Linked DNA regions of Homo sapiens: region 1 is linked to region 2. The links are chromatin contacts, found by Hi-C in ENCODE. All regions are on one chromosome and are shown on one strand. The core of a region is the stretch at or near the end of the contact, and the rest is flanking DNA. Distances in the headings are between cores, read along the strand shown. Region 1 has its middle 27 kb from the start of COL6A1. Region 2 holds the start of LSS (lanosterol synthase).

Region 1 (2,750 bases), core at 168-2,667, 270 kb before region 2:
TTCTTTCTTTCTCTTTCTACACTTAGCCGTGGTAGGAATAACGCTCAAAATCCTAAGGAAATTGAACACTCAAAGGATTCTTAGCAAAGCAGTTTTACTTCTGCGCAGAGGGGTGCCTCCTTGGCCAGTCGCCATGAGAGTACATCTGAACAAAGGGGCACGAGAGCCTTTCTTCCTGCCACAAGTCCTGCCCCTGCCCCCGTGCCCTTTCCCCATCGGCCGGGGTCGGGTTGTACAATCTAATCCCGGTTGGCTGAACATTTGAATTTTTTTAGATAAGGTGAGCACGTAAAAGAGAGGAAAGGGGAAGGGGTGTCTGTAGTGAGCTAGAAAGTTAGTCCTCTTTCCAAATAAGGACAGGAATGTGAGCTGGTACTGATAATGCCTGGTACTGTGGCATGCCTGGGCATCTAACAAAGGCAGAAAGGAAAAAGGAAAAAACCGTGTGAGGGGTACTCTGAATTAAAAGATTGATCAGGCTATTTGAAGAGAAACCTCGCCATATCCCACAGCCAGGACATCCAGTAATAAAACTTGAAATTAGGCAACTTTCCCTCTGTCCTTACTTTGCTAAGAGTTTGTATCACTAATGGGTATTGAACCTTGTGGGATGTGCTTTCTGCATTGGCCGAGATGTTTTTCTCCGTTTAGCCTGTGACTATGGTGGGCTACACGACAGACCTCCCAATGCATGTGCGTCACATTCACAGACAAGCGTTGCTTGATCACGTGTGGTTTTAAAAGCATACGCTGTTGGGTTTGGCAAGCTAATATTTTATTTAGGATATTTCCCTTCACGGGCCTGCTATTTGTTTCATTGTTTTGTGCCAAGCGCACCGGGAATGGTACCGAGGCAGGCCAGGTCTCACTCACGCAGGCCCCCGGGAACAACTGTTTCCACACCGACTGAGGGATGAGGATAAATATTAAAAGCTGATAGAGCCAGCGCCCTTATGCAAAGGCTGGACTGTAAAAGACGTCCCCTGAGAGTTTTGCCCAGGCCTCTCCAGGGCCTTGAAGCATGACAAGATAATGAAGGAATTCTTAACAGGACCTGTTTAGGATTAAACAAGTTTTACTGGGGTCTGAAGAAACTCCCCAGACCTCCACAAACAAGCTTCCTTGGAAACTAAAGGAGCTCCCTCAACCTCCGTGATTTAGCAGAGGGCAAGATAAGGGTGATCACCCCAGCACCTGGACCCAGTTAGATTCAGTAAATCCACTGAGGCTCCAGAGGAAGGTCTTCAGGACTCAGGCCTTAGTGATAGATGAGAAGTTCATCACTTATGTCTTTGGATGAGTGCACACTTACACGCAGACACAGAGCTTAGAAGGCACACAAGCTCTGGAAAACGTTGGTCTGGCGATAATTTCCAGGCCTTCTCCCTGTAACCGGTTAACTCACTCCTCTCCCAGTTCATCTGCGTCTCGTTACTGGGCCGAGAGAACAAGCAGCCCCACCCTCGGTTTGGTCTGGGAACAGCACCCAGCAGCTGAGCAGGCAAAAGCTCGGATTATCTTTAGCTGGTTTTGGAATTGGCTTATACCAGCCTTTTGCCCCTTCTCTAAGTTCTGGCTTGAGCCAGTTTGTCTAAGTTAAGCTTGAGCAGTTCCTTGAGTTTGGCAGAGTCTACCTGGGAAGCCTGGGGCAGGCGCGCGCTGGCCTCTTCCGGGGTCAGCTCTGGCATTTTGTTTTTTCTTGAAACGATCTGGGAATTCAAACTTTCTGAATGCAGCTGCTCATAACGTTCTTGTGATTTCTTTGATCCCTCTGTCTGCAGTTATTTCTGTATTTTCAGTCTCTATTTTTATTTATATTTTCCTCTTTTTTTGCTCAATATTGTCAAAATCAATATATCTTTTCAAAGTATGATCCTTGGTTTTTGCTACTCATATTATTTTATTTTTCTCTATTTCATTGATTTCTGCCAGTATCTTTGTCATTTCCCTTTTTCTTATTACTTTGGGATCATTTTGTTACATTGCTGTTTTTTCCAATTATTTCATTTGTATGATTAGTTCTATTTCTTTTCTTTTTTCTTTTTTTTTTTTTTTTGAAAGAAGGTCTTGCTCTGTTCCCCAGGCTGGAGTGCAGTGGTGCTGTCATAGCTCACTGAAGCCTCAAACTCCTAGACTCAAGCAACCCTCCCACCTCAGCCTCTTAAGTAGCTGGGACTACAAGTGCTGTTAGAAATACCAAAATTGTTCGAAATAGATAATCGGTGCCGCGAAGAAAAGTCAGCACAGACACAAAAGATCTCTCAGCAAGGCCATCTTTACTTTCTGCAGAAAGGGTGCTCAGTCACAGATGGAATGATCGCGAGAGGTCACCTAAGCAAAGGAAAGGCAGACATAATTAACCCTTAAGCATTTGGGTCGTCCTTACTGTTGTGTCCTGCATCCATTGGCTGGAGCTGGGCCTCACAGTCTTAAACTGATACCTGATTTGCTAATAACCTGAAACTTTCCTAAATAGGTAATTAGGAAAGGTCTAAGGAAGCAATAACATTTCCAAATAAGGAAGGGGCATAGGCTGTGAGCTGGAACGTGTCTGTGAGCATGTCCAACAATTACATGGGATAGGGCTTAACAAAGAGTTATTAGCACAAAGCAAGGAGAATTGAAGAAAGTCTTTAAAAGAAACTATTATTTCTAACACTTATGATGTATTCTTTAACAAGAAGGGGAAATTTGAAGAGGAAAACTTTTACTCTCTACAAGCGTGCACCACCACACCCAGCTAATTTATT
Region 2 (2,700 bases), core at 112-2,611:
AGGGCAGAGTTTGCCAGCCCTTTTCTTGTGAGCCCCTGGATTTTCACCTGCTTCATCAAAACCCTAGACCAGGCTGGGCCAGGATCCCAAGGGTGATCCAGGGTGGCCATACCATCAGGCTGGGGCAGCATACTCCTACCTGGCAGGAGGAAAAGTGGGCCACCATAATCACCCGTCCAGTGCCCATCCTCAGCCTGCAGCCCCACGTAAAATGTCATCCCGTTCAGAGCCCCCTCAAAGGCGGTGTGGGCTTTGGGCAAGTCCTTAAAGTAATTCTTCTGCAAAGAGATCGAAAAAAAAAAAAAGAGATAGCTGACGGGACTGTTGCCCGGCCAGAGGAACCCTCTTCACATACAGCCCAAGTCAAAACAGTGAATGTAAATTACTTTAAAAGTTTCAGCTGTTTCCATCAAAAGTCTGAAACTCTTTGATGAGAGCATCACACCTCAGCAAAGTAAAAGAACAGCTGCACATTTTCGTTGCTTTATTTGCCAGTCATGTATTCTTCACAACTTCTCCAAGATGTCTGGAATAAACCAGGCACCCAGACTGTAGGGTGGGGCACGGGTGCCGACCTGGGCCTGGGACTCGGGCCTCTCAAAGAGGGCCCAAGGGGCGGCACAGCCTTTCCCTCGGTGGCCGGGGCTCGGCAGGAGACCCTGTTTACACTGCAGACTCTGACGACCAAAATCTCTTACAATGCACACAACTAAGACAGTGGATCCAAACACTTTTTGTGAATAAAAACAAAGTTACAACTATCTTTGCAACTCTCCTATAAGTCAAAAATTATCTCAAAATAAGGTGCTAAAAAATAAAACATTAGGAGTCTCCTATGCGTGGTTTAGAGATGAAGGGGCTGAAGCGGAGGGGCCCGCGAACGCAGTTCCCGTGGGCGCTCGCCTTGGGGATGGGCGTCGCTGGCCGGGTCCTCCCACCCGCCTTTCTGAGAGAAAACGTGCTCCTCACGGCTCACCCCTCAGGGTCCCGAGCTCGCTGACGCTCCGCGGAAGCAACTTACGGTGTCCAGCCCCAGGGCGTAGGCTTCCAGGCCGGTCTGCTCGCGGCCGGCGCGCTCGTCCTGCAGGTAGGTCCACGTCTGCCGGCCCCTCTCGCAGTTGAGTCGCCAGCGGCCGAGGTCGGTGGCGGGCTCGGTCTTGTAGGGGCCCCCTCGGCGCCGCAGACACCTGAGGACCACCGGCCATCAGCGACCCAGGCCCCGCCCCAACGCCGGCCGCCGGCCCACTGCCCCAGTCGCGCTCTCCTCAGCACCTAGGACCACCCCGCATTCGTCAGGAGCCCGGGGCGAGGGGACTCACGTGCCCTCCGTCATTGCTGCTGCAGTGCTCTACGCCGCCCACTGCCAGCTGCCAGATGTCCGCACCCGGGACCTGCCGCCCAGCCCCGCCCCTCCCGCCCCTCCCGCCCCTCCCGCCCCTCCCGCGCGCACTACGCAGGCGCAGGCCTCGGCAGGCGCTCAGGCTTAGGTGGGCCGACGCCCACGCAACCAATCAGAGCGCCGCGAGCGTGACCCCGGGGTGTGCCAGGCGACCACAGTGGTGGAGCGCTTGGTGCCCCATGCGGCGTGGGGCGGGGCCTGAGGGAGCGGGGATGGTGGGTGAAGGCGACGGGACGGGGGAGGCGGGTGGGGCCTTATTGGCGGGGCATGAGGGGCGGGGCTGGTGGGTGGGGAGGTGGGGGCGGGGCTGGTGGGTGGGGAGGTGGGGGCGGGGCCTGGTGGGTGCGGGTGGGGGCGGGGCTGGTGGGTGGGGCCGAAGGGCGGGGGCGGGGCCTCTCGCGCGCCCTCTAGAGGCTTGCGTCCCGGGAGCCCGGCCTCGTGCGCCGCGCTTTGAGGTGAGCCTCTCTGAGAAATTTGTGAGGAGGGTCCAGCCGCGGGTCGGAAGGAAGGACGTGGGGAGCGAGGCTCGAGCGAGCGACAGCGAGTGCGAAGGTCGGGTGGCAGGGAATTGCTCTCGCGCTGCAGGATTTGCCCGGACGCCGGGGCCGGGGGTGGGGGCGGGAGGCCGCCCTGAGGTGAGGTGGGCGCGGGCCGTCGGCTCCAGTGCGAGACCAGGGGGAGGGCGGGGCGGAGCGGAGGAGCCGAGGGCGCCGCCGGCGTCCCTGGGAAGCTGAGCGCCGCGTAGCTTCGCCGGGGGGAGTGGGGTAGGCGCGGTGAGGCCGTGGGCCCCCACACCTGGCGGACCACAGGGGCCAGAAGCCCTGGAGCCCCGCCAGGGAAGGGCTGCGTCGCTGGCCAGGACCGAGCGCGGTAGAGCCTCAGCTGCTCACGGGGTCGCTGGAGTTGGGGGTGGCCCCAGGAGAAATTAAAGGTGAAAAGCCTTAGCAGCAGAGGGAAGAGGAAGATGGAGGCAGAGCGAGTGACCGAACTTGGAAGGGACAGCCGGGCGCAACAGGGCAGGGGGCGTCTGACTGTTGGAAACATGGCTGACGTCTGGAGGCTGCAGCCAGTGGTCCGTAAGTCAGGTCAAGGACCCACAGAAGACCCCAGCATGTCTTCACCTGGCCCACAGAAGCCCTGACATCCAGTTACAACTGCCCCAGCCTAGTGAGCATTTCGGCACCCACTCCTCAATTCCTACCCCCAGCCTAACTTCGAAGGGGCGGTGAGCCACAGCAAGCCGGAGGAGAAAGTTGGAAGAGAGAGTGGACAAAAGAATACCCACAGGCACCTTCCCCACA

What was found. Hi-C counts contacts between places; a loop is a spot of excess contacts on that map. Pooled maps may share reads with other maps.
Region 1: a map of ascending aorta shows a loop between it and region 2 (4-fold over the local background). The contact joins the enhancer-like site here to the promoter of LSS in region 2. A Hi-C loop is called at or near these places in 1 of 168 maps with a recorded cell type or tissue (ascending aorta) and 6 of 50 pooled maps.

Annotation. Positions count from the first base shown.
Region 1 is chr21:45,952,999-45,955,748 of GRCh38, forward strand. No RefSeq gene overlaps it. Among named protein-coding and RNA genes, the nearest start is that of COL6A1, 27 kb to the right of the region's middle. Within about 2 kb of position 1,418, at least 8 of the 41 ENCODE cell types and tissues checked have a DNase peak (open chromatin) inside an H3K27ac peak, as active enhancers do; they include ascending aorta, where a contact is called at or near this core.
Region 2 is chr21:46,227,413-46,230,112 of GRCh38, forward strand. LSS (lanosterol synthase) reads right to left here and starts at 1,362. Exons shown (of 22, transcript NM_002340.6): 1 at 1,320-1,362; 2 at 1,022-1,187; 3 at 140-278. The coding sequence starts at 1,333. MCM3AP-AS1 (MCM3AP antisense RNA 1) reads left to right here and starts at 1,819. Exons shown (of 4, transcript NR_110565.1): 1 at 1,819-1,854. RefSeq lists enhancers at 617-686, 1,403-1,697 and silencers at 1,117-1,166, 1,227-1,396, 1,407-1,666, 1,727-2,166.